Regions from separate parts of the Mus musculus genome. Here region 2 is linked to region 1. A link is a loop called in an ENCODE intact Hi-C map of the cell type or tissue named here. Cell type or tissue: left cerebral cortex. All regions are shown on one strand. Links, peaks and the distances in the headings refer to the core of each region. The heading gives the core; the rest is flanking DNA. Region 1 has its middle 58 kb from the start of Gtf3c3. Region 2 holds the start of Dnah7a (dynein, axonemal, heavy chain 7A).

Evidence for each region. Peaks named below come from ENCODE experiments on the same cell type or tissue, not always from the same donor. Only the 100,000 strongest peaks of a DNase experiment are listed, where the experiment ranks them.
Region 2: a loop joins it to region 1, with 6 times the contacts of the local background. A loop is called at or near these places in 7 of 42 quality-filtered maps.

What each region holds. Positions count from the first base shown.
Region 1 is chr1:54,373,634-54,388,866 of GRCm38, forward strand. No RefSeq gene overlaps it. Among named protein-coding and RNA genes, the nearest start is that of Gtf3c3, 58 kb to the right of the region's middle. In left cerebral cortex, for the core only: CTCF peaks have their summits at 7,850 (motif pointing left) and 8,059 (motif pointing right); DNase peaks (open chromatin) are centred at 7,293, 7,864, 8,066 and 8,847.
Region 2 is chr1:53,697,814-53,713,046 of GRCm38, forward strand. Dnah7a (dynein, axonemal, heavy chain 7A) reads right to left here and starts at 8,971. Exons shown (of 66, transcript NM_001252070.1): 1 at 8,865-8,971; 2 at 4,205-4,267; 3 at 819-881. The coding sequence starts at 8,879. Gm32311 (a long non-coding RNA gene) reads left to right here and starts at 2,513. Exons shown (of 5, transcript XR_373404.3): 1 at 2,513-4,050; 2 at 6,618-7,215. In left cerebral cortex, for the core only: CTCF peaks have their summits at 6,523 (motif pointing left) and 8,695; DNase peaks (open chromatin) are centred at 6,494, 8,742, 9,026 and 9,251; H3K4me3 peaks cover 833 bases; H3K27ac peaks cover 939 bases.

The DNA.
Region 1 (15,233 bases), core at 3,668-11,667:
TTTTATTCCTCCCCCCCCCCCCCATCTACCTGTGGACTGTTCCACATACCTCCTCCTCACCCCCTGTCTCCACAAGGATGTCCCCACCCCCACCCCACCTGACCTCTAAACTCCCTGGGGCCTCCAGTCATCTCGAACACATGCCCTGCAGTCCTCTGCTGTATGTGTGTTGGGGGCCTCATATCAGCTGGTGTATGCTACCTGTTTGGTGATCCAGAGTTTGAGTGATCTCGGGGGTCCAGATTAATTGAGATTGTTAGTCCTCCTTCAGGGTTGCCCTTCTCCTCAGCTTCTTTCAGCATTTCCCTAATCCAACAACAGGGGTCAGCAACTTCTGTTCATTGGTTGGGTGCAAATATATACTCCTGACTCTTTCAGCTGCTTGTTGGATCTTCCAGAGTGCAGTCATGTGAGGTCCCTTTTTGTAAGTGCGCCATAGCCTCCTCAGGCCTTGTGACCTCCCCTTGAGCTGAATCCCACTTTGGGCCTGTCACTGGACCTTCTTTTCCTCAGACTCCTCTCCATTTCCATCCCTGTAATTCTTTCATATGGGAACAATTATGGGTCAGAGTTTTGACTGTGGGGTGGCAACCTCCTCCCTCACTTGATGTCCTGTCTTCCTGTTGGATGTGGGCTCTATAAGTTCCCTCCCCCTACTGTTGGGCATTTCATCTAAGGTCCCTCCCTTTGAGTTCTGAGAGTCTCTCATCTCCCAGGTCTCTGGTGCATTCTGGAGAGTCCCCCAACCTCCTACCTCCCAAGGTTGCCTGTTTCCATTCTTTCTGCTGGCCCTCAGGGTTTCAGTCCTTTCCCCTCACCCAATATCAGATCAGGTTCCCCACACACACACACACTCCCCTCCCCATCCACTTTCCCTGCCAGGTCCCTTGCTCCCTCCCCACTTGTGATTGCTTTCTTCTCCCTCCCAAGTGAAACAGAGGCATCCTCACTTGGGCACTTCAGCTTGCTGAGCTTTTTGAGTTCTGTGGAGCATATCTTGGGTATTCTGTACTTTTATTTTACTTTTATTTTTTGGCTAATATCCACTTATTAGTGAGTACATACCATGCATGTCCTTTGGGTCTGAGTTACCTCACTGAGGGTGATATTTTCTAGTTTCATCCATTTGCCTGCAAAACTCAGGATGTCCTCATTCCTAAAAGCTGAGTAGTATTCCATTGTGTAAATGAACTACATTTTCTGTAGTGGGGCATCTGTGTTGTTTCCAGCTTCTGGCAATCACAAGTAAGGCTTCTATGAACATAGTGGAACATGTGCCCCTGTGGCATGGTGGGGCATCTTCTGGGTACATTCCTAAGAGTGGTATTGCTGGGTCTTCAGGTAGATCTATTTCCAATTTCTAAGGAACCTCCAGATTGATTTCCAGAGTGGTTGTACCAGTTTGCAATCCCACCAGCAATGGAGGCATGTTCCTCTTTCTCCACATCCTCTCTCACATGTGTTGTCACCTGAGGTCCCACCATGTGTGCTCTTTGGTTGGTGGTTTAGTCCCAGGGAGCTCTGGGGGTACTGGTTAGTTCATATTATTGTTCCTCCTATGGGGCTGCAAACCCCTTCAGCTCCTTGAGTACTACTGTCTCTAGGTCCCTCATTGGGAACCCTGTGCTCCATCCAATGGATGGCTTTTGCATCTTAGACATTCTGATTGGTATAAGGTGGAATCTCAGGGTCATTTTGATTTTCATTTCTCTGATCACTAAGGACTTTGAACATTTCTTTAGGTGCTTCTCAGCCTGAGATTCCTCTGTTGTCATTCTTGGTTTACCCCATTTTTTGATTGGGTTGTTTGGTTTTTTTTGGTGATTAGCTTCTTCGGTTCTTTATATATTTTGGATATCAGCCCTCTATCGAATGTGGGGTTAGTGAAGATTTTTTTCCAAATCTGTAGGTTACCAATTTGTCTTATTGATTTTGTCCTTTGCCTTACAGAAGCTTTTCAGTTTTATGAGGTACCATTTATCAATTCTTGATCTTAGAACCTGAGCCATTGGAGTTCTGTTTAGGAAATTTCCCCCTGTGCCAATGAATTCAAGGCTCTTTCCCACTTTCTCTTCTATTAGATTCAGTGTATCTGGTTTTATGTTGAGATCTTTGATCCACTTGGACTTGAGTTTTGTGCAAGGTGACAAAGTAAGTTTATTTTCATTTTTCTACATACAAACAGCCAGTTAAACCAGCACCATTTATTGAAGATGTTTTCTTTTTTCCATTGTATATTTTGGCATCTTTGTCAAAGATCAAGTGTCCGTAAGTGTATGGTTTTATTTCTGGGTCTTCAGTTCTATTCCATTGATCAACACATCTGTCTCTGTACCAATACCATGCAGTTCTTTATCACTGTAGCTCTGTAGTAAAGCTTGAGGTCAGGGATGGTGAATTCCCCCAGCTGTTCTTTTATTGTTAAGGATTGTTTTCACTATTCTGGGTTCTTTTGCCTGAGAAATCCATCCATTTCTTTTATATATTCTTGTTTTGTTTTGGGAGATTTTGTTTTGTTTGAGAAAAGGTCACACTATGTATCCCTAGGGTACCTTCAAACTCACAGACATCTATGTCCCTTTGCCTCTTGAGTACTAGGGCCAAAAATAAACATTAATATTTTTGAATTTTTTAGATTTTGTAACTTAATGAATTTTAAAGTATTCTCTTTTCAGACCGGGCCAGCTCACAGGATGTGTGACTAGGGTTTGGGAAGTTGCATGCCGGCAGGTTCAGGAAATTTACCAGGCTAGACCTGTACATGGCTCTGAGACCCAAAATAGACCTAAGAATTGGATGTGGTACAGTAGGCTAGGTGCAGGCATTCAGACTACATTCTACCAGCACACAGGATATGTGGCAGGGCCAAGCTCCAAGGCTGGGAGTAGTTCAGACAAGACTCTTCAGACTGCATGCTTTGATTTATTTTTGAGAGTACTGATCCTTCTGAAGCCTGGAGATAATGCCTAACTTATTGGATCAAGGGATAGACAGTGGTTCTACATTGTCTATATTGTTGACACCATTAGAGCATGGCCTAACCTTTCCATATTTGTAAAACTTAAGAGGAATCTATATGAACTCTATATAAACTTTGCTCCCAGATTTAATATGCCTGTGAAGTTGTTTAGTCTTAATAGATCCATCTGTAGTGATTAAAAGTTTTGCTGGGTATAGTAGTCTTGGTTGGCATCTGTGGTCTCTTAGGGTCTGCAAGACATCTTCCCAGACCTTTCTGGCTTTTAGAGTCTATGTTGAAAAGTCAGGTTTAATTCTGATAGGTCTGCCTTTATATGTTACTTGGCCTTTTTCCCTGGCAGCTTTTCATAGTCTTTCTTTGTTCTGTACATTTAGTCTTTTGGTTATTATGTAGAAAGGACTTTTACGATCCGATCTGTTTAGTGTTCTGTAAGCGTCTTGTGCTTTTATAGGCATCTCTTTCTTTAGGTTAGGGAAATTTTCTCCTATGATTTTGTTGAAAATATTATAAAGGCCTTGGAGCTAGGAATCTCCTCCTTCTTCCATTCCTATTACTCTTAGGTTTGATCTTTTCATAGTGTCCCAGATTTCCTGGATGTATTGTGTCAGGAATTTTTTAGATTTAACACCTTTCTTTGACAGATGCATTGATTTTTTTTCCTCTGTCTTCTACACCTGAGATTCTCTCTTCCATCTCTTGTATTCTGTTGATGATGCTTGCATCTGTAGTTCCTGTTCTCTTCCCTAGGTTTTCCATCTCCAGGGTTGCCTCGGTTTGTGTTTTCTTTATTCTATTTCTATTTTCAGGTCTTGAGCAGTTTTATTCATTTCCTTCATCTGATTGTATTTTCCTGGATTTCTTTAAAGGATTTATTCATTTCCTCTTTAAAGGCATCTATCACCTTTACAAGATTGGATTTAAAGTCATTTTCCTGTGCTTCAACTATGCTAAAATATCCAGGGCTTGCTGTAGTAGGATAGCTGGGCTCTAGTGGTGTCATGTTGCTTTGGCTTTTGTTGATAGTATTCTTTTGCTGGCATTTGGCCATCTGGTTGTCCCTAGTGCCAGTAGGCCTCTGTGAATGCCAGCAGAGTTGTAGGTCAGGAAATGGATCTCAGGGACTAGGGCATAGCTCACTGCTGATGTGTGTGCCCCAGGGGGACCTGTCAGGCAGGGAATTGGGGAGCTGGATAGCCCTGGTGCCCACAGCCCTGCAGGAACACAGGCAGAGCCTGGGTGGTACTAAAGAGCTCTGGAGATAGGGCATAGTTCACCACTGCTGGGTGTGTCCTAAGAGAACCCAGCAGGCAGGGTTTACATGGGTGTTTCTGGTGCCTGTACAGCCCTGAGATTAATTTTTTAGTATTCTATAAATAGCCATTTGTATTTTAAGACAAAATTTTATCTCACTAAAAGTAAGTTTGTCCTTTGTTTTTAAAAATAGCTCTAAACTGTTGTTCTTCAGGAACTTCTATTCCACATGGGGTAGAATTAATTGTGGATAACACTAATATCAATAAGCCTGTTCAAGATGATATTTTCTTGTTCCAGCCATTTACCTGCAAAATTCATAACATCCTTGTTTTTAATAGCTCTCTCTGCATAATAACCAAAACACTAAGTGTACAGGACAAGGAAAGAATATGAAAAGCTGCCAGGGAAAAAGGCCAAGTAACATATAAAGGCAGACCTATCAGAATTAAACCTGACTTTTCAACATAGACTCTAAAAGCCAGAAAGGCCTGGTGAAACCCCTGCCTGCTGTGTTCCCCTGGGACACATCCAGCAGCTGTGATCTGTGCCCTCTTCCATTGTGTAAATGAACAATATTTTCTGTATCCATTCTTTGGTTGAGTGACATCTGGGTTGCTTCCACTTTCTGCTATTATGAATAAGACTTCTATGAACATAGTAGAGCCATGTCCTTGTGATATGGTGGAGTATCTTTTGAGTATATGCCCAGGAGTAGTATAGCTGAGTCTTCATATAAAACTACTTCCAATTTTCTGAGGAACCACCAGATTGATTTCAGGAATGGCTGTACAAGTACAGCAATGGTGGAGTGTTCCATCCTGAGTGAGATAACCCAGACCCAAAAGGATATGCATGGTATGAACTCACTGATAAGTGGATATTAGCAAAAATGTACAGGATACCCATGATACACCCTGCAGACCCTAAGTTAAACTAGAAGGATGACCCAAGTGTGGATGCTTAAATCCTATTTAAAGGGGAGCAATATAATCATGGGAAGCAGAGGGAGGGAGGGACCTTGTGATGGGGGGTGGGGAGCAGGATAAGGAGTGGGGGAAACAACAGGGGTGGCCCAGAGGACCAGGAGAATGAATAGTAATATACAGCTGCCAGGGGTGGTGAGGTGGAAGAAACTTCTAAAAAGTCCCAGAGATCTGAGATGGGGGAAGCTCCCAGGACTCAATGTGGGTGACCTTGGCTGAGATGCCCAACAGGATATGAAACATGAAAAGACCACCTCCAATAGTCAGACAGGACCTCCCAGTGGAGGGATGGGGACACCAACTCACCTACAAAATTTTCTACCCAAAATTGCTCCTGCCTGAAAGAAATGCAGGGACAAAAATGGAGCAGAGACTGAAGGAATGGCTGACCGGTGATGGGTCCAACTTGGGATCTATCTCATGGGGGCTGGGTGGGGCAGCACCAATCCCTGATACCATTACTAATGCTATGTTGTGCTTGCAGACAGGAGTCTTGCATGGCTGTCCTTTAGAGGCTCTACCAGCAGCTGACTGAGACAAATGTAGATACTTACAGCCAATCATTGGACTGAGGTCGGAGACCCCTATGGCAGAGTTAGGGGAAAGACTGAAGGAGCTGAAGTGGATGGCAACCCCATAGGAAGACCAGCACTGTCAGCTAACCTGGATCCCTGGGAGCTCCCAGAGACTGAGCCACCAACCAAAGAGCATACACTGGGTGGTCCAAGGCCCCCAGCAAATATGTATCAGAGGGTTATGTTGTCTGGCCTCAGTGGAAGAAGATGCCTCTAATCCAGTGAGACCTAATGCCCTGAAGTGAGGAGCTACCCAAGAGGGGAACACCCTCTCAGAGGTAAAGGGGAGGAGGATGGGGTGAAGAACTCAGGGAGGGGGGCAACATTTGGGATGTAGATAAATAATTAATAAAAACTAAACATGCTGTGAGGTTGCACTTGGGACCTAGAAAAGGACAGGGAGCTAACTGGCTCTGCTAGTGTCCATTGGCATTTCAGAATCCCAGAGCTTGGATTTCTTTACAACACAGACTGTTCACTCAACATTTCCTGGACATATCTGAGTGTATGTGTAGGCATTCTAGCAGAATGTTCTTGTCTAGTTCTTGTCTTACACATTGGCCATAAGTTGCATTGGTTTCTAGCTTCTTACTTTCTAAGGCTATCTAGGGCTGGATAGAGTCTCCATATCAGAAGTCCATTATACTATTCTTGGAACATACTTCCAAGGAATAAGTGGGAATTAATATACAAAGAGGACTACAAGTCAATATTAGGACGCAAAAACACTAAAATAATAGACAATGTAGCTTGTTTACCATGAATGAAGATTCAGGTTTGATCTCCAGGACCACAAAACAAAACAAAATTTATATGATCCCTACAGATTTCTGAGAAAGCCTTTAATAAAATGTTAAGACAAAATGGACTTTAACACTTACTAATGATAAAAATAAGAAAATAGGGTTACCGAGATGGCTCCATGGGTAACAGAGTCCTGCCAAGCCTACTGATCCGGTTTTGATCCCCTGATCCCACTTTAGAGAGAACCAGCTCTGAGAACCCTACTCCCACAAGTTCTCATTAGACTTCTGCATGTATCTCACGACATGCACACATACACTAAGTTAGTAAAAGTAAAAAGACATAATAAAAAGATAAAATGGAATTAAGAGATACTCTTTTTTAGCATGGTCAAGTGTATACAGACAAAAAGTGTATAAGCCTACTTAATAATTTTAAATATATGAACACCTATTGCTAAAATGGAGGGGAGGATAGCACAGCCTCCATTACAAAACATGTCCCTGCAATCATGAGGTCCTTCAACCATTTGAACATAAGAATGGGGAAAGCAAAAACATCTGAATACCTGGAAAATTCCTAAGGAATGATCACACAACTTAAACAGCACATGACAAGCAAGCGAGACGTGTCCAGAGTAAACATAAAAAGGAATAGCCTTGGGGGAGGGCCAGTGCTGTGGATCAAACACCAGAGCTTTGCACAAAGTGGAAAATAGAAGCATCCGTGAGTGATTACATAATGGGGTGCATCATGCAGCCACTCGAGTCCCTGACCAGCTTCTGAGAAGTGCTGCCCTTGTCTATGGGGGAACCTAGGAGCTCAGCCCAGTCCAGCTACCCGGACGGCCGTACAAAGGTCTAGCATCTGAGTAAAAGTCAGCATGCAGTGGGAAAATCTGCATTGTTACCACACCACATAGTAATGGCGACTCCCTCACATCTACCCTCACACTGTGAGACACAATTGCAGCTTAGTAAGACTGGCACAGCTCAGACGATGTGAGCATCGGCAACCTACAAGGACACTAATTATGATGTCCTCTTTCTTGGTTAGGGTGGCAGTGATATACATGATACATACACACATGTATGTATGTATGTATGTATGTAACAAGTACTGAAAAGATGCCATGAATTTGAGAGAGCAAGGTTTTGAGGCAAGAAAGAGAAGGATATAAATGATGACATATAATTATATTATAGTCTGAAAAATAAATGAAAAAATGCTGTTCCATCTCTATACTGGACAGGTGTCCCAGTGCACTTGGAAAGTTCTGTGGAGCCCATGCTCCCCCTAGTGGCCAATTACTCCCCTTGTCTCCTTTTTATGTTCAGTAAGACCTACACTTGAAATGGAGAAAATTCACGAATACCCAGTATCTATGTAAACAATACAAAACTGGGCTTGGAAAGTATGTCATTAAAAAGTATGCTTAATCACTTTGCTCCACTCAGACCCCTCTTTTTCTAAAGTATTTTAAATGTTTTTTAGGTTTCCTTTTATGTACAGGTGTTTTGCCTGCTTGTGTATCTGCAGCATGTACATGCAGTGCCTGCAAAGGCCAGAAGAGGGCATCAGATCTCCTGGACCTGAGGATTAGGAGGTTGTAACCCAATATGAGTACTAGGAATCAAACCCAGGCCCTCTGAAAAAGCAGCCCGTGCTCTTAACAGCCCAGTCACCTCTATTGCCCCCACGTTTTTAATTGAGACAGAACCCACTTTCCCCACACCTTGCCTCCCTCTAGGTCTTCCCAACTACCCTCCCTTGAGCCCCTCATATGTCCTCCCCACTCTCAAATGAGTATTTGTATTGTTACAGTTGTGCATATGCATATATGCATGTGTATATGGTGTATACACACAAATACATGTAAATACAACTTGCTGAGTCCATTATGTTGGTGTGTATATGGTTTCAAGGCTGACTACTCTGCACTGGACAACCAACAAGGGGGTCTCATCCCTGGGAAGACTCCTTCTCCTTCTCCCAGCAGTCATTAATTGGCTGTATTTCTTTCCCAGGAGTGGGATGCCACACATCCTCTTCTGTGTTAACAGGTCTATTGATATTGCCATTGTTCCAGTCTTGTCTATGCAACCATTTCTAGGAGAGATTGCTTCACAGCAAACTTCATGGTCCTCTGGCTCTTTCTTTCTGCCCCCTTTCTTCTGTGATGTTCCCTGAGTCATAGATCCAGGAGCTGTGATGTACATTCATCTCGTGTGACTAGGCTTCCCACAATGCACTGCTCTCTGCAACATGTTCAGTTTTGTTTTCTGGAATGGTCTCCATTTACTCTACATAGAAGCTTCTTTGATGAGGAATGGTAGTTATGAGATTTAGAATATAGTAAGGAATTATGCTAATCTGGCAAAGTGGCAGTAGTAGATTCTTTTTGAAGGCCCATGACCTCACTATCCCTGGGAAGCTGGCTAGGGTTCCAGTACCAGGCCTTCCTGCTTGGATGTGAAGGTGTCCTGGGACTTGGAAGCCGAGGAACCACACAGCTCTGAGGGGAGAGTGTATCCCATTGGAAGGGCATTCTGAGAAATGGGAGCCCAAGACCCACACAGCTGAGAGGATGCCTCCTCAGCAGAGGCATTGCTGCTCCCAGGAGAGGGGATCCCCAACTGAGCTCAGGAGCGCAGGAGCCTCAGCCCCACTCCATTTCTTCACTTCTCTTCATTGCTTCTTGGCTTCCTCTGATGAAGAGCCACATCAGGCAACAAACCTCATAAGATATTTATTGGGAGGGTCCAGGGTGTGGAGGGATGAATTGAGGGGTAGTTGCCTCTTCTACTGGGAGTAGACAGCTAGGAACTGAGCAGACATAGCCTTTATATAAGGTTTCTTAGTGGGCAAGACTTTCTAGGGCAGAGATTTCCAGAGTGACGATTTGTGGGGTTTCAAGTCCGAGTTTGGCAGTGCTCAGGGATTGGTGAGTTTTCCTGTTCAGACTTTTCACCTAAAATTATCATAATCAGGGGAGGGTCCTATTAAGGGGCTGGAGATGACCTCTGTGACAGTTACAGAAGTTGGAAGTGCCATTATGACAATTAGGGAGGTCCTGAGGAGGGGCCTGGCTGATAGACCTTCTCAGGGAAGGGGAGGTGTCCACTTTCTTGCCTTGTGGGTTTACAAAATACACAAAATTTACAAAGGGAGTGGCCTGAGTGACATGACTAGCCAACACCTTCCGGTCAGATCCAGCTCAAATTATGAGTCCTGTCCAAAATGTATGATGATAATGAAGATATGGTAGAATAGTGGGGAGGGGCTCCCACTGCAAAGGAGGAGGGAAGAGCTATACAGAAGGAAAAGGATAGGGAGCAAATAACACCACGGTTTTTTATTCTGCCTTAAGGGATCCTATTTTTTTTACCTGAAATTATACATATTACATATACATGTATGTGTAGCCATACATAATCTTTTTAAGTTTTTTAATGAATTTTTTCACACTATATTCTTATCATTCCTCCTCCTCCCCCATCTCCTCCCAGATCCTCCCCATTCCCTTTCCACCAACTCTATGACCTTTTTCTTTCTTGCTCTAAAAACAAAAACTAAAACTTTTTAATTTTTAATTTTTTTTAAAAAAAAAGACAAAATATACTAAAAGAACGAGTGCATACAAGATAAGAAAAATGGGGTTCATTTTGTGTTGCCCAATTACTTCTGGGCATGGGGCCTGCCTTAGACTATGGTTAATATTCCCAACAATAGCCCACTGGAAACACTGACTTTCCCTTCCCAGCAGGTATTAACTGCAGAGTGTCTCAGTTAGAGGTGGGACTTTATATCCACTTCCTCTTCTCAGTACTGGGATTCTGTCTGGTTTTTAACTTGCATAAGTCTTGTGCATGCTACAGTCACTGTGAATTCATATCATCAGTCCTCATGTTTCCCTGGTGCTATCCAGCACTTCTGACATGCATATCATATATATAATATTAAAAGTTGATGTATTAAAACAATGAAATTATTAAGCTTAACTCTAAATGTACTGTTATTTAATGCACATAAGAAAATACAAGACGGAGTACCAACCTGGGGCAAGAACTTGCTTTTAAAAATTGGAGATACTGAATGGAAAACAATCACTGTGTGACTTGAGTTTAGGAGGGAGGGAGAATTGGTTTCTCAGCTGAGTCACATGGGTCTTCCCCAAGCTGCACAAGCCTTGGAACTAGAACAAAGGCACACAGCACCCACCCACCCTTAGCAAAGGCCTCTGGCTGGCTCAGAGAGTATGAACTCTCAGGAGCTGGGAGCCCCTGCTGTGCAAACAGACAGGCTGCTCAGAAGGGAGAGGAAGGCAGACAATAGAGACTGCTCTCCTTCAACAAGCAGGTAATCAAAAGATAAAGATGAGTGGAATGTAATTTAATTGTTTTTAAGGATAGATTAAAGTACAATGGTAATGTTTAAGCGGTTTTTTAAGTATTAAAAGGCAACTTAAAGTTAAACACAAAGGAAAGAATGTTAATTCAAGAGATAGATAGATAGATAGATAGATAGATAGATAGATAGATAGATAGATCCACAGAGATACTAATCTCAATAGAATAGAATAAATGAGAAAAGTGCATTAGAAGAAATTTGAAAAGGTCTATGCCAGGGCAGCATTAGGGATCTCAATATGGTCTACATGGAATTTCTGGGACTGCTTAGCCTGGTTTGACAAATTTAGAGTCTGGAAATAGGCTTATACAGTAAGTAGAAGGGAATTTAATTGAAGCTGAATACATAGGAAAGTATAGAAAGTTAATAAATAAATTGAGGCTTTTGATCTTAAATGGTAGGTCAAGAGCAGGGGAAGAGAAGTAGAGAAATCTTATCTCAGACAGTAGAAACTTATGTTAATTTAAGTATTATAAAGAGAAATGGGACATACATATCCACAGAGATACTAATTTCCATAGAAGAGAGAATTTTAAGTATACATATGAATAATTTAGGCCTTGATCTCATGTAGATCAGGGCAGGAAATTGTGGGGGAACACTATCTCAATAGATAATAATATTTGCTTAGATTGCTTTAGTTGCTTTGAATTGTTTTATTTATCAAAATGCATGTGGTTATAAGTTTGGGATCCTGAACCAAGGACATGTTATTTTGGGAGAGAGGCTCTGTATTTGTGTTAATAGAAAAGAAAAGGCTTTGGACCGCTTCCAAAGTGATATGGATCAAATATGACAGAAAGATCTCCTGAAGTTCTTGGCTACAAAAAAGAAAAATTTGAAAACATCAAGCAGGACGGGTAACTGATTTGCTGATTCCTATACATGGGAACAGCTCAGTAACTGGTTTAGACATAAAAATGTCTTTAGCCAAAACTTCAGCTAAAATTAGACAATAAATTTTGTTGACTATGAAATCCTTAAGATTCTTCATGCCATCCTTCATATGGCATGAATAAAGATTACAATTGGTTATGATCAAATTAACTCATTAAAAAAGACAGCTGCCTTCCACCTGTTCAAACAAGGAGCAAAGATTTATCCTTAACTGCTCTGTGCATCCTGCACAATCCACTGCTTCCAAAACAGCTTCAGGGATCTGGAGATTCCAGATGACCTCACTTCATCCAACCTTTCTGACAGATGCAGCCAAAACTTCAGTCAAGCCCTGAGCCTTCTAAGCATGCAGAGACTGGATAACAGATACTAAAGTTAGCTTTCTTAAGTCTAACCAAATTTTCTAATTTTCCTACAGCTCCCCACTCCTTTAAAAAATGATCCACCTTCCCCTTAGGCCATTTTAAATACGTATGTATGGGTGTAACTTCGCTATAGTTCTAAGTATCTATTCTGGTTTCTCCTTTGGTCTGAAACTTCCTTTAGTTCTAAGTATCTATTCTGGTTTCTCTTTGGTCTGAAACTTCCTTCTTCCTAGTGATGGTAAATTCCTGTGTAAGGGAGTGACCTAGGTTTTATAGTGTAGTACTAGAGGCTATTCTGATTAGCAACATTCCTATTGAATTTCTAGCCCATGATCTTCCTCAAGGACTTCTAGGACTGTTGGAACACTGGTGGAAGGCTTTAACTATGTCAGAATTCAATCTTAAAAGGCACTTATAATAGGAAAATACTGAAAGAGAGCATGTGGATCCATACACTAGACTAACTCGGGAATGGAAAATTAATGTATGGGATAAAGGGAACGCCAGACTCCAGGAGGAGAGCTTCCGTGAAGCTCTTTGCCTCATGAGCAGCTTTTAGGCATCCCTGCCTGACAGGCTGACTCGACCGGAGTGCCGTGGCAAATTATAAATGAAATATAAGAAATAGTAATTAACTGCCATAATGTCATGACATTTTGGAATGTTAAATTCTCTGAAAAAATTTTCAGCCCTTTTTCTATTTTGTCTTCTTAAAACTGTTTTTTCTATTTCCTCATTGAATTCTGGCACTTAAATGTCTAACCCTGTAAGCCTTGTGTTTTCTGAATTCATCCCTTCTTGTGGTACCCATTTTGTGGTGTGCTTAGAGTGTTTTTGCATCCAGAGACATCTTGCCTTTATTGACACTCCAGCCAATGACTGAGCAAAATCAGAATACAGAGACCTCACCATGACAGCCATCTTTAGATTCTTCCAGCGGGCATCTTGTCCAGCTCAGCCATGGAGCTGGAAGTCTCCTATCCCAAGCCATCACCTCTTTTTACAAGTGCTACTAACCAGTATACCTTTGTGGAACCCAGTTGAGCTTATGCAAGAATATATTGGAAAATGGAGTTTTAGAGAATAAAATTACTTCATGTGAGGACTGGGTGTATCTGAGTCCAAGAACACTTTCCTGGCATGCCAAACTAGTCAACTGGTTCAATGAGAGACCCCTGCATTCATGTGCGCACATGCACACACACACATACACACACACACACACACACACACACACACACACACACACACACACACACACACAGAATAAACAAGAGATACTATTTATACACTCAATCAGACATACCCTAATGCTGATATTGAAATGGGTGGCCTCGAGCACCCTGTGTGGGCCGGGGACAGCCGGCCACCTTCCGGACCAGAGGACAGGTGCCCACCCGGCTGGGGAGGCGGCCTAAGCCACAGCAGCAGCGGTCGCCATCTTGGTCCGGGACCCGCCGAACTTAGGAAATTAGTCTGAACAGGTGTGAGGGTGCGCCAGAGAACCTGACAGCTTCTGGAACAGGCAGAAGCACAGAGGCGCTGAGGCAGCACCCTGTGTGGGCCGGGGACAGCCGGCCACCTTCCGGACCAGAGGACAGGTGCCCACCCGGCTGGGGAGGCGGCCTAAGCCACAGCAGCAGCGGTCGCCATCTTGGTCCGGGACCCGCCGAACTTAGGAAATTAGTCTGAACAGGTGAGAGGGTGCGCCAGAGAACCTGACAGCTTCTGGAACAGGCAGAAGCACAGAGGCGCTGAGGCAGCACCCTGTGTGGGCCGGGGACAGCCGGCCACCTTCCGGACCAGAGGACAGGTGCCCGCCCGGCTGGGGAGGCGGCCTAAGCCACAGCAGCAGCGGTCGCCATCTTGGTCCCGGGACTCCAAGGAACTTAGGAATTTAGTCTGCTTAGGTGAGAGTCTGTATCACCTGGGAACTGCCAAAGCAACACAGTGTCTGAGAAAGGTCCTGTTTTGGGCCTTCTTCTTCGGCCAGGAGGAGGTCCAAATACAAGATATCTGAGCACCTTCCCTGTAAGAGAGCTTGCCAGCAGAGAGTGCTCTGAGCACTGAAACTCAGAGGAGAGAATCTGTCTCCCAGGTCTGCTGATAGACGGTAACAGAATCACCAGAAGAACAATCTCTAAACAGAGTCAACTATAACTACTAACTCCAGAGATTACCAGATGGCGAAAGGTAAACGGAGGAATCTTACTAACAGGAACCAAGACCACTCACCATCACCAGAACCCAGCACACCCACTTCGCCCAGTCCAGGGAACCCCAACACACCTGAGAACCTAGACCTAGATTTAAAAGCATATCTCATGATGATGATAGAGGACATCAAGAAGGACTTTAATAAATCACTTAAAGAAATACAGGAGAACACTGCTAAAGAGTTACAAGTCCTTAAAGAAAAACAGGAAAACACAATCAAACAGGTAGAAGTCCTTACAGAAAAAGAGGAAAAATCATACAAACAGGTGATGGAAATGAACAAAACCATACTAGACCTAAAAAGGGAAGTAGACACAATAAAGAAAACTCAAAGCGAGGCAACACTAGAGATAGAAACCCTAGGAAAGAAATCTGGAACCATAGATTTGAGCATCAGCAACAGAATACAAGAGATGGAAGAGAGAATCTCAGGTGCAGAAGATTCCATAGAGAACATCGGCACAACAATCAAAGAAAATGGAAAATGCAAAAAGATCCTAACTCAAAATATCCAGGAAATCCAGGACACAATAAGAAGACCAAACGTACGGATAATAGGAGTGGATGAGAATGAAGATTTTCAACTCAAAGGTCCAGCAAACATCTTCAACAAAATTATTGAAGAAAACTTCCCAAATCTAAAGAATGAGATGCATATGAACATACAAGAAGCCTACAGAACTCCAAATAGACTGGACCAGAAAAGAAATTCCTCCCGACACATAATAATCAGAACATCAAATGCACTAAATAAAGATAGAATACTAAAAGCAGTAAGGGAAAAAGGTCAAGTAACATATAAAGGCAA
Region 2 (15,233 bases), core at 4,511-12,510, 670 kb before region 1:
GTCTGAGACTCAGAGAAGGAAATGACTCCCCAAAGATCATGGATCTCTGTTTTGAGCCATTATTTCCTGACAGGGATCTTCCTGCTAATCCATCTTGATAAATATCTTTGTTTATCATTGAATATTCTGTAAATTATAAGAAATTATGGGTACAATTATATATATATATATATGAATTTCTCTATCAGAAAAGAATCCAGTCAAATCACAAAACCAGAGATTTGGTATTTTATTTTAAGTTTGGAACCAGTAAACCTTTGAAAACTGCTGAAGTGGAAATTTCTGGATATGTCAGGTGATACAGACTCATGTGGTGTTTTGCGAGGCAAGTCCTGTGGTAGGACATGTGATGTTTGGAGAGAGTATAAATTAGATTCAATGGCAGGTAATGATGCTTGCATAGCTAACTTTGCACCTCTTCCTTGGTCTTGCATCTTCATTGATCTTCCATTCATTGAGAGAGGCACAGCCGAGAACTTCTCCTGGCCTCCTGGCTGATTCTGGTATTCCTGCTGACTGGTGTCCATTCAACAGAGATCTGGCAGTTTCTTTGGATCATGCCATTGCTGCTGATTCCTGTTTGGTACCCTGTCACTACTGAACTGGACTGCCAGTATCCTGACAAATGGAGATGACCCCAAAGAACTACTTGTGAACAGGTCCACATCCCCCTGTCCTATTTACCATCTTTTCTCTCCTGCCTTTGGACAGTGGGCTGGAAGGAGAATCAAAACATTTGAGAACTCTTATTAAAAGTAGGTTTTAAAAAAATTAAGCGTACAAATGGTAACATTTTAGAAATTATATAGATAAATTACCAAAGATAACTGTGGTAAGACTGTTGTCGGCAGCTTGACCTTTTCTTTGCTGGATAGTTTATCCTGCATAAAATACACGAAAGAAGAGAAAAGCATTAACACAAATTTTATATTGTCCAGTGGATTTTCTCATACACACTTGGTGAGGCAGCCAGCAATCTGGCACCTGTCCGGGACGCACCCTCCCCCTTTTGTGTTGCTAACCAGAGATGATCCTCTAGCACCTTAAACTGGTGTTCCATGGTGGCTTTCCACAAGTGTCACCAAGTGCCAAGTGCTAGAGAGACAGGTTTCCTTTCAGGATTTCAGTATCCCAAAAGATGGCACCACCTCCGCAACACAATCTCCACTGAGGTCTGAGGCTGAGCTTTCTGAGAAATAATGGATCTTGAGCACTCTCCTTCACATCTACAGAGAGTGGTTGTTCCAGTGTCTGGCCTGCTCTTCATACCTATTCTGCCCAAGTAACCTCTATAGTCCTCTGTAGCTTTGAATCTCTTGAAGTATGGCTGCTCTGACCTGAAACGTATTACAAATAAAACTTGTGCTGGATTTTGAAGATAATTCAAAAGAGAAGGTGTAAATTATCTCACTGTAACTCTTCAAATTGATTACATTATATTTACATTGACTATATCATATTTGGCATATTCCACAATGTTAATATAAAGTAGCATATTTAATACTACAATTAATATTTGATATAATTTAATACTAAATTTTTGAGACAAATACTGTTGGAACACTGTCATGCCTTTTATACAGATAAGGAATGTCCTGTTTTCTGTTTTACACATAAAATATGATGTGCTTCTAACCAGGACAGAATATAAAAAATAGCCAAAATTCTTTTAGTGTTTTGAAATTTTCAAGAGAAAAACTAATGGCAGCCAAACCTTGAAACAAAGGTTCTCCATACAGAAGGATATCAATTCACTTACTGAAGACAGAAAGGGCATCAGGAATTAGAGGCCAAAAGATAGGAGCAAGCTTGAGAGAAGATATTGGGGTGAGCAGCCAGGGAACTTGGGTTAACTCAGTCCAAAGGCAAGTCATTCCTTTTAAACAAGGAACTATTGAGCCCCTGTCATATGCTGGTTTTACTTAAGGCAGTGAGTCTAGTTATGGACAGTATCTGGTCCTCCCCTCTTGGTGCATACATTCAGGTGGAAGTCTTCACAGCTGTATCAGAATAGATGTGTCATACAGTATCAAGAAGTAATAATATGGGGGAAATCAAAGAGTGAAGGCGCAGTGATGTGCTAGATGAGACAGGATCAGAAGGGACTCTGCAAAATTAAGTTTATGTGAGAACCTGAAAACAGAGTGAGGAGGAGAGGAGATAGGGCTGCATAGCCGGGCGCTCTTATATCATGGAAGATGTGGGTTTGGGGCTCTGGCTAGCATCAGAAGTCACTGCAGTCCCTCTTATGGTGACTTTAACCCCAATTTATAGAACATAGTCTCAGTTTACACCTCTTGTTCAAGCACAGTTGGTAGCGCTTTCTCTTCCAATATGTCTGTTTGGATGACAAATTATTCTGTTACCCTATTGACTGTACAAAGAGATATCCAATGTTATTCCATACGTGTTTTTAGAAACAGTAAACATGGTACATATGAAGAGACTAAGGTCAGTAGTGGGACTAGGCTGACAGTAGTTTCAAATAAGGCAGGCAGCAGAAGATATGGGTTTTGGTTTACAGGCAGTGCTGTAAGACAAGGCTACCTCAGCCTTCCTAGGAGCCTACTGACTGCTCTGTTCAGAATCATTAACTCTCAGGAAAGGAAAAACAAACCTTCATCTTGGTTTTCAAAGCTCTCATCCCTATTCTCCAAACCATCTTACTTCCAAACTATCTCCTCCATTTTGTTGCCATATGGCCTGCATTGCATAGACGTAGCAGACGGTCAAGGTCTGGAAAAGTGTCCTCTGTCGTTCATCCCTGTACCCACAGGCACAAAGGCCATGTGTGCCCAGAGGCGTAACTACAAGATTGAGGAGGGCTATCTCACTCCCGTCACAGTTCATGAAAGCATAGAGCAATTGTGCTGGATCAGACCTCTAAGACTTAGAGAAGCCCGAGTGCCCGTGAGCAAAGTCACCCTTAGTCTTGTGGCTGCTGGAGTGCTTTCACACGAGTATGAACTTAATGTTTAGATACAAACAAGGAAATAGATTCTTTTAAACTGTCTCAAAAGTATGATTTCTCCTAAATCACAAATGCTCAAGAATATAAAAGAAAACCCACAAGATGTGCTTAAATGTGAGCATACTGTAAGGTTTTCAGTCAGCCAGAAAACACATTTTCAATAACCATATGGCTTATTGGCTTGAAAAAATTCATTCACCTGACCCCAAATACTTATGCAGTGACTGAACACAAGTGTAACAGGCTCATACTCCCCAACAGCAACATTTTCAATTTTATAATTTGTTAAGTTTTAAAGAGAAATTGTTTTTCATTTCAGTACTTTGATTTGTGAACTAGAAAACATAAAAACATTGATAGATGTAAGAAAGTTAAGGTTTTACTTATAAGATTCCCAATAATCCTGGCTGAAACACTGCAAACAGACTGAAAATTAAAACAGGTGCTTAGAAATGCTCAAGATTATTCCCTTGGTGTTTTCATTTAAGTCTCTGGTTTTGTTTGTTTGTTTGTTTGTTTCGATGCATTTATTTAATAAAAAAAAATGTTAGGAATCTTCCCTGTACAAAGCAATGCAGATTCCATCATACATTTTATTCTAAGACTTGAAAAATATGTTTCAAAATAATATCTGTCCTGAAACTCTACTTAGACTCAAGTCTTAGAAGTTGTAAGAGTGCAATTCAATGTCATTAAATCCAACAGAATTAGTAGATAGTAGATGGTAAGTTTTACTGCAACAGAACCAAACTTTTCCAATGCTTTGTCCACTAACAGTGCCTAGTAGCTGCCTTTTCCACAGACAGTGGTAATTTATGGAGAAATAATGAAAACAAAGCCAAAGTCTACAAAATCTTTTGTAGTACAGCCTTTGACACTAGAAGAGCCATCTCCTCTGATGTCACAAAGGAGGTTCAGAGAAATAAATGACCCAGGCAAAGTTCACAGTGCCAGACACACCACCATGACCAAGCCCTTGTTTCCTGATGCTAACACTGACATCCCTCCTTGAGATCATCTGGGATTTCTTTGCCTCAGATTCCTCCAACCATCCATGCATGCTAGGAATTACTAATGTGGTGAGTTTATCAAGGTAGTGGTTTTTCTAAGATATGCACCAGACAGGACTTCCCCATCAGGATAGATTCAACTAGAACACAGAATTAGAAATCAGATAATAGTAAGCAACACTATCATAAGAGAAAAAAGAATGATAATATATTAACAAATTACCATAGGCAACTGTGGTAGGAATCTCACTGGCGTCTTTGATTTGCCTTTAGTGGATAGCTTATCCTGTGTAGGGAGGAAAGAACCGGTTTAATTTAATTCACTCAGTCAAGTTTTACATTGTTTGCTATAAAGACAAGCATACCATTCAAAATATCCTAAAACTTGATTTTACTGATAATATAATCTTATATATAGAAAAATTTATAATACACCAAGGAATTATTAAAACTAATTAGTTCATCCAGCAAGGTTACAAGATACAAAATTAGCACACATATACACACACAGAGTGGGGTGGAGGCTGCAGGGAGAGACTAGTACTAAGCAGTTGAAAGTTGAAATTAAGAAACCATTTCAGGGTTGGTAAGATGGTGTCTCAGTTAGGGTTTCTATGGCTGTGATAAAACACCATGACCAAAGCCACTTAGGTTGCGGGACGTTTGTTTGGCTTACAGGTTATACTCCAACATCAGGGGAACCCAAGGCAGGAACCCCAAACAGGAACTGAAGCTGAAACCACAGGGGAGCACTGCTTACTGGCAAGCTCAGCCTGCCTTCTTATAAGCTTCTGGACCACTTGCCCAGGTCCAGCACCACCCACAGAGGGCTGGGCCCTTCCAGACCAGTCCTCAGAGAAAATGCCCCACAGACTTGCCTGCAGGCCATAATTAGGAAAGGTTTGGGTGGGTTGGGGAGCAGGGTGGGGGGAGGGTATAGGGGAGAGGAAACTAGGCAAGGGGATAGCATTTGAAATGTAAGTGAAGAAAATATCTAATAAAAAAAGAAGAAATGAAATGAAAAGAAAAGAAAAGAAAAGAAAAGAAAAGAAAAGAAAAGAAAAGAAAAGGCGTACTTTCTCCACTGAGGTTGTTCCATTTTTGTTTTTGTTTTTTTATAGATAGGTCTAACTTGTATCAAGTTAACAGAATTAATTAATTAATTAATTAATTAGGTATTAATTAAAATAAACTAAGCCACTTAACCAGGACAGATGGCCTTGTAGTTAAGGCACTTGCCACCAAGCCTGACCACATGAGTTCCATAGCCTGGAACACACAATGGAAGGGAAGAACAGACAGCCTTTGTCCTCCAATTTTGTGCTCAGGAATAAATTTTGGGGGGAAAAAGATGTTCGATGTTTTAGTTAAACTACACCATAGCATTAAAAATGCTTTTGACTCTGGAGCACTCATGCATACTGGGCACTGGCTCCCAGATGATTTGTGGACAGGAAAGTGCGTCTGCTCATAATAGTTTCTTTCTATGAAGGCTTCCTCTATTTTTAGTAATTTCTGTGACAGCTATGTTGTTTGCCCCTCCCTGAGTCTCTATTTTGTCCTACTCTGTGATGAGGATGATAGATTCTATGTACAGGCAAGGGCAACATCTAAGCACCTAACTATCAAACTTCCTGTCAAAACTAACCAATAAGAGCCGTCACAACATACTGAGCACCAGGAGCAAGTACTGCGGATCTGTGGGACTAAACAGTCCCTGACTGTGGCTCCTGGGACAAGGGTTGTGTTTCTGACTCTCACGGGGTTCACTGGCCCCTCAGCCACGGCCGTGTGCTGCCTGTTTCCTCACTAATCTAAATTTGATTCTCTCTGCCACGTTTTGCATTAGCTCTAAAACAAAGCCTGCCTCACACTCCTGTGTGCTCCCTGACCCCCCGAGCCCCGGACCTCTGCAGAAGCTCTCTATCCAACTATTCTTTAATTACCTTTTAGAGTATACATCTGTTCTCTGTAGGAACTTAGTATAAATGCATGCTCCGCAACAAATTGCTGAACAGTCTAATCCTTCAGATTTTTCTTTCTTGGTTTTTATCTACTCAACACTTGGAAGGGATATTGTGAAACCTGTTACATAACCAACCCAAGCATGAGCCGTGCTTAAAGGTTTCTGTTGAACTGACTTTTTTTTTTCTGCTAAATTTCCAATAACCTCTCACAATTTAATAGTGTTGTTGGAGATGATGTCATATACCTACATTCCAGCACGTGAGAAGCTGAGATAGGAGGATTTTATGAGTTCAAAGTTAGTCTCAACTCTGTAGTAAGTCCTTGTTTCAAAAATAAATTCTAACAGCTTAGTCCAAATATGAGTGACACATGTTTGAGTTATGGTTGATAAAGTTGTTACTACAGTACTGGTCTCACAGAAAACTCTCTCCTCTTTCTTTTTAATGATAGACAGGCAATTTGATGGAGAGATGGCTCAGTGGTTAAGAGAGCCTGTTGCCTTTGCAGAGGGCCTGGCATCTAACATCTACATGGCCACTTGCAGCAGTCTACGGTTTGAACTCCGGGATTCTAATGCCCTCGTCTGGCCTTTGCGGGCACTGCACACATGGTACACACACATACAGGCAAAACTCTCATACAATTTTTTTTTTTTTTTTTTTGGCCAGGCAGTGGTGGCACATACCTTTAACTCCAGCACTCAGGAGGCAGAAGCGAGCAGATCTCTGTGAGGTCTGGGCCAGCTTGATCTACAGAGCAAGTCCCAGGACAGCCAGTACTATACAAAGGAACCTAATCTCAAAAACCATCATCATCGCCATCGTCATTGCATCATCATCGCCATCGTCATGGTCATCATTGTCATCATCATCCTCTTAAGCGAATAAGCAGTTGAACGTGGCAGACAAACGATGGTCACTTGGCTCTGTACAGTTGAGTACTGAGCATAGCGTGGCTGCAGCAGTTTTGCCTCCCCTGCGTTTGTGAGCAGCTTCCTAGTGGCTGAGTAGTGACACTTTAGAATTCTGGAAACTCCTTCAACTGAATCTTTTAAGTGTCTGAAGTTTTTTCCTAGCATTAAAAATGAAACGAGCAACTGGGAAAGACTTATATTTCTCTTTAAATACCGAACTTAAGAGAAAAACCCAGACAGCTATCTCTGAAAAATGCCACATCCCTCTCAACCTTCCACTCATGAGAGGAAATGTTAAACCCCTCAGTAAATACAATTCTGCCACTGCTCACTGCTTCAAACGGAGTGACAACGTAAGTAAATGTCATGTGAAAATGGAATTTCCGAAAATTTAATCCATTTATTTGTTTTAGATTAAAGTATAGAACTTTCATCTTTTCAAAAGGAAAACTGTAGTCTTAAATTAGCATAGGTGAAAAGAATTAATAAAAATACCTTTCCAGGAAAACCACTGTACAGTTAACAAAAGAACTATTTTAGATTTTGACAGTATAGATTGTGGTTGCATGATTGGGCCAAAGTCTTACTTGGCCATCAAGCAAATGAGCAACTCGAGTATAGATGGTAACGAGCTGTGATTTTGTTAAGAATCACACAGGGAGGTCTAGTGATTGCTTGGGTGGTTTTTGTTGTGTTTTTTCCTCTTACATGTATCTGTAATTTGGGGAAATTCTTTCCTCATTTGTTCGTGTACTGGTCATTGTTAATTGTACTTAGATATATGAAACAAAACACCTGTCTCTTAGTTCTTAGTTAATATGTGGATTGCAAAAAACTGAAAACTTTCTCCAGCATTTACATAACTACTGCTTACTTGGTTAGCAGGCTTGACATCCTCTGCTAGTACTCTATAACCTATATAATCTATAACTATAGCTGTAATAGGATAGATATGACATGTCTTTCCAAGGAGCTCTTGTGTCGAGGGGTGACACCAATTGGTGATGAAAATGCTACTTTCACCCATAAATTAATGTAAGTTTGTGGGAATGGGCCATTGAGAGTAAAGCCCCGCTGAAGAATGAGGGCTATTAGGGGTGTGCTTTCAACCTGTTGCTCTTTCTCTAGCCTCTTCCCCAGTGCTCTCTGCCATGCCCTCCTCCCTGCCTTGATATAGACTTCAGTCCAGCGCCCAGAAACACCCAGAACCCAGCGACCTCTCAAGCCATGAGACAAAATAAGAATTTTCTCTCTGAGTTGCCTTGCTCTGTTTTGTCACAAAACCTAAATAGCACAAGATTGTAAACTACCCTCCCGTGTGAGAGAGTGCATGTGCCGGTGACCGTGCGTGTGCGTGCGTGTGTGATATGTCCATGTTTTGTGTAAGGGTGCCCCTGCCTCTGCCCAGAAGCCAGTGAATCACTCACTGACTTACTACTTTGAGACAGGGTCTCTCACTTAACCAGAAACTAAGGGGTTGGATGGGAAGTTGCTGCAATCCTCCTGTCTCTGACCCTCGCAGAGCTGGGTTACAGGCAAGCTCAGTCACACTGGGCCTTGAAGTGGGTGCTGGGGATTTGAGTCTATGTCTTCATGGCTTCATATCAAGCTCTTAAGCACTAAGCCATCTCCCCAACCCCCACATCATCTTTTGCAGCCATTTTCACAACAAACTCGGTTTATAAGAGAAACCACTATGGAGGGATGAAAAATCTTAAAAGCTGAGTACAATTTTCAGATTGAGAATCAACTTTTTATTTGGGTTGAACTGGCATCAAAACCGCCCACCCTCCTCCCACCCAAACACTCCCAGTGTGCAGCTGGGGTCGCTGTGGAGCCAGTTTCCACCGATGGCGCATCCAGTTTGTGTCCCGTTGTTACGACAACGAGGTCCAACGGTTGGGAAGGAAACTGGAGGGAAAACACTCAACGCCAGGGTGGTACTGGAGTCTGCTCCTGCGTGCCTGGCCCCCGGGACCGACCCTGGCGGCCCAGCTCTCACCTTCTTGCTGCTCATGGCGTCGACTTGCGGGCCAGGCAACGCCGGCCGGGATCGCTGCTGCGGAACTCAGGACCTGGAGAGGAGAGTTGTTCGCCGCTGGACAGCTCTAGGCTCTTTCTGAGCTGAGAGCTTTAACCGCCGTGGTCGATTCGTTGCTAAGCAACAAACTGGCGGATTCTACTTCCGGTCGTCTGCATCTGCGAGATGAGGTGCAGAACTTTCTGAGAGGTCGAGCAGGGTGGCTCTCTGAGGCCTAGGTGGCTTCCAACACAGCCCTCACTCCACTTTACAGAGGGTGGCAGGCAACTGTGAGGAGCGAAGACCCCTTGATGTCTAAGTGGGTCCTCAAGTTACTGCATCTTTCACCGAGTCTGCGTGGGCGTGGTTCTCTGCCTTAAGCCTTCATTCGGCTGTTTCTGCAGATTTCATTGCTAATGTAGGCAAATAGAATAATGACAAGGCACTCAAGACTAAAGCCTGTAAAGTGCTCCATATCCAGGAGCCTCAGTGTTCAGTTCTGTTGACTTCCCTAACACACTAGAAAGTGAGCCTTCGGAAATTCATTTAAATCCACGCGTGATTGACTACATGAACGAAGCTGTGCCAAGACAGTCCCTCAGGCATAGGCTTGGGTGACCGTAAGGCATGTGTTCATAACTAATAGAAACAGTGCTGTGAGTCATTTCTCTTAGAAGATGCAGAAGAAACGTGAAAGCTGAGATTTGAAAGAGGAGGACACATGCTGTGCAAGGAATATTTCGGGCAGAGCAATCAGATGCAAAAGCCTGAGACATTTCATGGTTATTAGAAGAACAAAAAACAAAAATCAGAAGAACAGAAGAAAATTAGAAGAACAAAAACGAAATCTATCAGACTGTCGTTGGAATAAAGCACATTGGAGTCCGGTGATGAAGATGAAGATAAATAAGTGCTCTATTTTAAAGATCTGGTAAAATAGAGTGAGGAGTTTAGACTTCAATGTAAACTGCCTCCTACTGAAAAGTTTTTGTTTAATTTTGTTTATTTATTTTGGTTTGGTTTTGAGATCGTCTCATTTCTTAGCCTAGACAGGTCACAAACTCTCAATCTGTCTGTGGCAGCCTCCCAAGTGCTAGAATTACAGGCTTATGCCACCATGCCTGACGGTAAACGTTTTCTGTTGAGAAATGGCAGGTTCCTAACCTAAAATTTATGTGACATCTTAAGGGATCTCGAATGGCCAAAAACAACGTTTTTTAAGTGACATATTTGGAAGCCTCATATTTTTTTTTATTTCAAAATTTAGTACAAAGCTACAGTGATGAAACAATGTCTTCACAACAAATGATACTGAGGAAAGTAGATATCCACGTGCACAAATGTGACATAGACACTTAATGTCACATATAAAAATCACCTCCTGTAGGTGGATTACCTACATGGAAGAACTAAAACTTTAAAACCTTTAATGAAAACAGAGGGTCTCATGGCACTTGATTTTCTTTTGGTTTTATTTTTTATTAAAATCTTATTTATTTTATACACATGAGTGTTCTGCATGTACCCAGATGCCAGAAGAGGACATCAGACCCCACTACAGATGGTCCTGTGCCCAGGCCTGCAGGGATAATCAGTGGGGACCCAGGGCAAGGGAGTGAGAGAGTGGGAGGGAAGGAGACAGGAAGAATGATAGCAATTCAATCACACTGATCAAGCTCTGAAAAACTTTACTCAGGAGTGTCAATATAAGCATAAGCAAAAGGAGGCTCCAAGGGAGGGGGAAGAGCCCAGGGGCTCTCTGAAGGTCAGGTGGCAATCTTCAGCTCTTGGAACCAACGGTCACAGTGTCCTCTTTTCCTACAAACATTCTTACTGTTAATACAACGAATGTTCTCTCAGGATTGTTTATGTAAGCTAGAAAATATCCACAAGGCCATGGCTCCCAGCAGTTGTGACCCACCATGTGTTTGCTGGGAATTGAACTCAGGACCTCTGGAAAAGCAGACAGTGTTCTTAACCACTGAGCCATTTCTCCAGTCCCCTCTTTTGGTTTTATATATTTATTTACTTGGGGGTGGAGGGAAGCATGTAGAGGTCAGAGGGCAATCTGTGGGCATTAGCCTCCTCTCCTTCTACCATGCATGTTCCAAAGATTGAACTCAGGGTAGCAGACTTGATAGCAAATGTCCTTACACACTGAGCTATTTCACTGGCTCTATGGCACTGGGTTTTGCATTAACTTAATAGATCTGACCCCCAAAATAACAGAAGAAGACAAACTAACTCAACCCTATTCAAAGGCAACATTCAAAGGTATCATTCTTTGTGCAACAAAGAAACTATCAGACTAAAATGGCAATATGTGGAATAAGAACAATTCTTTACAAATGTTATACTGGAAAAGAGATCTATACTCAGAATATTAACAAGTACTCGCAAGGATGCAGAAGAGCCAGAGACCTTGCACTACAGGGCAGTGTAAACTGGTATACCTACTAAGAAAAAACAGCCTAATGGTAACTCAGAAAACCAGAATCACCTCATGGCCCAAACATCAAATCCTTAAGCTCCAATTAAAGGGTTCACAAAGTATGTAAAGCAAGAACAAATGGGAATCTATTTTTAAAACAACCTAAATACTAAATACCAATAGCTTAAAAACTGAACAGAAGGGGAAACCCTAAAAAAGAGCTCAGAAAAAGTGACCAGAGTTAAAAAGAAAATGGAATAATAAGACAACCAAGGCAAAAGGTGTTTTAAGGGATGTGATAAGTGATATCAAAGGCTTCTGAAAGAGAGTAAACTAATGATTTCAGGTCGTCAGGGGTGAGCATACCATGGAGCTTTGGAGTGGTGCATTGTGATACAGCAGCACTGGGAGGGGCCAGAAGAGAACCAATTGTAAACATAATGTTATGGTGCACTGTGTAAAGATTATCCTTGGATTACTCAAATGTTGATCTCTCTGCCTCCATTTCTGGTTGCAAGACGAACATGCCATGTAATGGTTATTCTGTGTGTCTCCTGCCTGAATATTGTGTAAACATTGCTTCCCATTTAGTCACTGATTTGCCAATAAAAGCTGATCAGCCAATGGCTGAGCAGAAAAGAGAATAGGGCTGGACTTCTGATTCCATTCAAGGGAGGGGGAGAGAGACGGGAAACAAAGAGTCACCAGGAGGAGAGAGTCGAAAAGACACCATGGGAACCCACACTTGGAGCAGAAAGAGAAAGAGCTAGATCAATACCATACTGCAAGTATCTCAGGGATTTGGGCTAGGAGGTAGCCAGATAGTTTAAAGGAATAGAATCAATCAATAACGGCTCAGCTACTACGCTCTAAAGCAGCTTGATTAAATAAATCTTATAGTCTGTGCCTCATTTATTTGAGAGCTAGCTAGGATAGAGAAGAATTATCACTTTTTAAATTGCACTAGCAACCAACAGTGAACAATATCCAACAATATTCTGTAGAGGAAGCTATTGATTCCCTAATTGGTTCTCGAATTGTGTCAATAAAGAGGGCAGAAGCTAACTCCTGGAGAAGAGGAAAAGATGGGATTTCCCGGTCCCATGAGGATGCGAAGGGGATGAGATAGAGAGAGGTAGCTTTTCTGCCAGGCTTTGGGTAGAGGAGCACAAAAGCCATGTAAGGCCTGGGGGCAACTAGAACCGGTGGTGGCCTTCACTACCAGAGGAATTCTGATATAGGATAACTGAGGAATTTAGGGCAATAGATTCTGTGCCCAGCAGTTGTGTTATCTGGCTGCTTTTAAAGTGTTAAAACTGTCTGGTGCTTTCCATCCACAGAACAAAGGTGGGCAGAGAAAGGGCACAGCTGGGGCGGTCATTGACAGCTCCGCAGAGCTAGCCGCGGGATGGCTGATGGATGGAGAGTGATCAAAGCTCCCATCATTCGTGGGAAAAGTGTCAGCTGGCTATTGGTGGGGCTGAGTGAGGCGGGCAGTTGCTGATCACAGAGTCTGGCCGGGAGCATGGGCAGAGCTCTCGAGAAAAGCAAGTCTGTTTTTAAAATTATACGGTACAATATTCAAAACATCTTACGACTAAAAGGTAAAAACATGGACCTGGAGCATTGCCCAAAATAAGAACGATGTTATTTTAAACAGGAGAGTTTTGCTTGTGTTTAAATACAAATGAAAAGGAAACATGTCACATGCCATGTAAGTCAAGAGAAAGAAATGAAAGTAGGTAATATTAGACTCAAATAAAGACACTCTGAGAAGACATCTTATAGTTTGTGGTTAAAAGGTAGAAGAAAGAAGGAAAGTTTGAAATCAGTAGCTTATGGAAAGAAGAAACAATGCAGGAGATGAAAGGCTTAACCCACGGTGGACAAAACCTCTCAATTAGTGATGGCGCCATCCCTAACAGCTGTGCTGCTTTTCCAAAGGCTTTGGATTTAGAGACAAAACATCCTGCGATGGCTGGTACCACAGCAGGACAATGGAGAAGAACATGGAAGAGTCTGGTGAGCCTGAAATCAACAGAGGAAGAAAGGGCTGTTGGGTGCACAGAAGCAATGTTAAGTGGGAAGGTGGAGGCTCAGCTGGGGGTGGAGCTCAGCGTGGGTGGAGCCTCAACAAAGATGGCTGACGTGGGCGGAAGGAATTCTCAAAAGGACAAGAGTCAAGCACTGACTTCGATTGCAGAAGTGTACCACGTTTCCATTTGGTCTTGGAAGTAGACATCTGAGGTTGGTCATGGCGATTCAAATGTAACGTCACAGCCATTTCTATGAATAGTAAAAAGCTGAGGAGAAGCAGATAGTAGGCACGGATGGTGAGAATTGGTACCAGAAAATGGTCCGCAACTAAGCAAACTAGGTCCATATCCCCATGAGTACAAAGCCAAAAAGCACCAAGCAGAAGGCAGAACATGCTAGAAACATATATTGCCTGCAAAGGGTATGGAGAATGTAGAACCATTTTGAATGCAGTGCATCCCTGAACAAAGAGTTGGGGGTTTTATTTGAGATATATCTTTTTATATAGTTAGGAACTTGGGAGTAAACACATCCCTGAGCTTGCTTGGCTCAGGGGGCATTAAGATGATGAAAAGCATACTGCGGGGAATTCTCAGTTCTGTTTCAAAGAAATCATATATACTAATTTTATAAAATAATGAATTATCATATTTCATACATTTATATCTGTACTTTAATTGTATTTTACCCACAGTTCCCTGCTTTTCCTCTCCCTACTGAATATTCCTTCTAATTCATTATAACTTTTTTCTTTTAAGTCTAGACTCCCCGTGAGAGAAATCATGTGATAATTGTGTTTCTGAGTCTTGCTTATATTATTCGACAATCTCTAGTGCATTTTTTTGCAAATGACACAATCTCATTCTTCCTTGTGGCTCAATAATATTCCATGTGTCCATTTTCTTCATCCACTCATCTGCTATACCTAAATTGATTCCCATAACTTGGATGTTGTAAGCAGTGCCTCAGTAAACATGGATGTACAAGTATCCGTGTTGTATGATGACGTAGGTTTCATGGCTACATGCCCAGTAGTCATACAGATGGATCATGTGACTTCAGTTCTACTTTCAGGATTCTTCCTTCCTTCCTTCCTTCCTTTTTCTCTTTCTTTCTTCCTTTCTCTCTTTCTTCTCTTCCTTCTCTCTTTCTTTTAACCTAATGCCAATTTCCACAGAACCACAATCATTTAAATGTCTACCAATACTATATAATGGCTCTACATCCTTGCTAAAATTTTTTCTTTTAAGATAGGGGTCTCGGGGCTAGAGGGATGGCTCAGCGGTTAAGAGCACTAACTGCTCTTCTGAAAGTCCTGAGTTCAATTCCTGACAACCACATGGTGGCTCACAACCATCCATAACAAGATCTGGCGCCCTCTTCTGGAGTGTCTGAAGACAACTACAGTGTACTTACATATAATAAATAAATAAATCTTAAAAAAAAAAAAAAAAAAAAGATAGGGGTCTCACTGTGTAGTCCTAGCTGGCCTGGAATTTGTTTTGTCTGTCAGGCTGGCTTCCTAGTCACAGAAGACATCAATCCGTCTGCATCTAATTCACAAGTGCTAGGATTAAAGGTGTGCACCACCACACTCAGCCAGTCAAACATTTTAATGAGCTGAGTTTACCTGTTGTAACCTTACACAAGGACCAGGATGGCTTAGTCATTCTGCCTGTTTCTTGTAAGTTTCTCTGGAGTTTTAGTTTTAAAAAAATTTCAAAACAGACAACTCCAAAGTGACTTCACATAGGATTTTGGCTCTAAAGCTACCTGACTCACATAACTGCTGCAGACCCCAAATCTGGAGATTGGAGACAAATTTCAGGAAGAGACAACAGTCAACTGAGGCCAGGAGGAAGGAAGTGGATCCGAGAACGGGG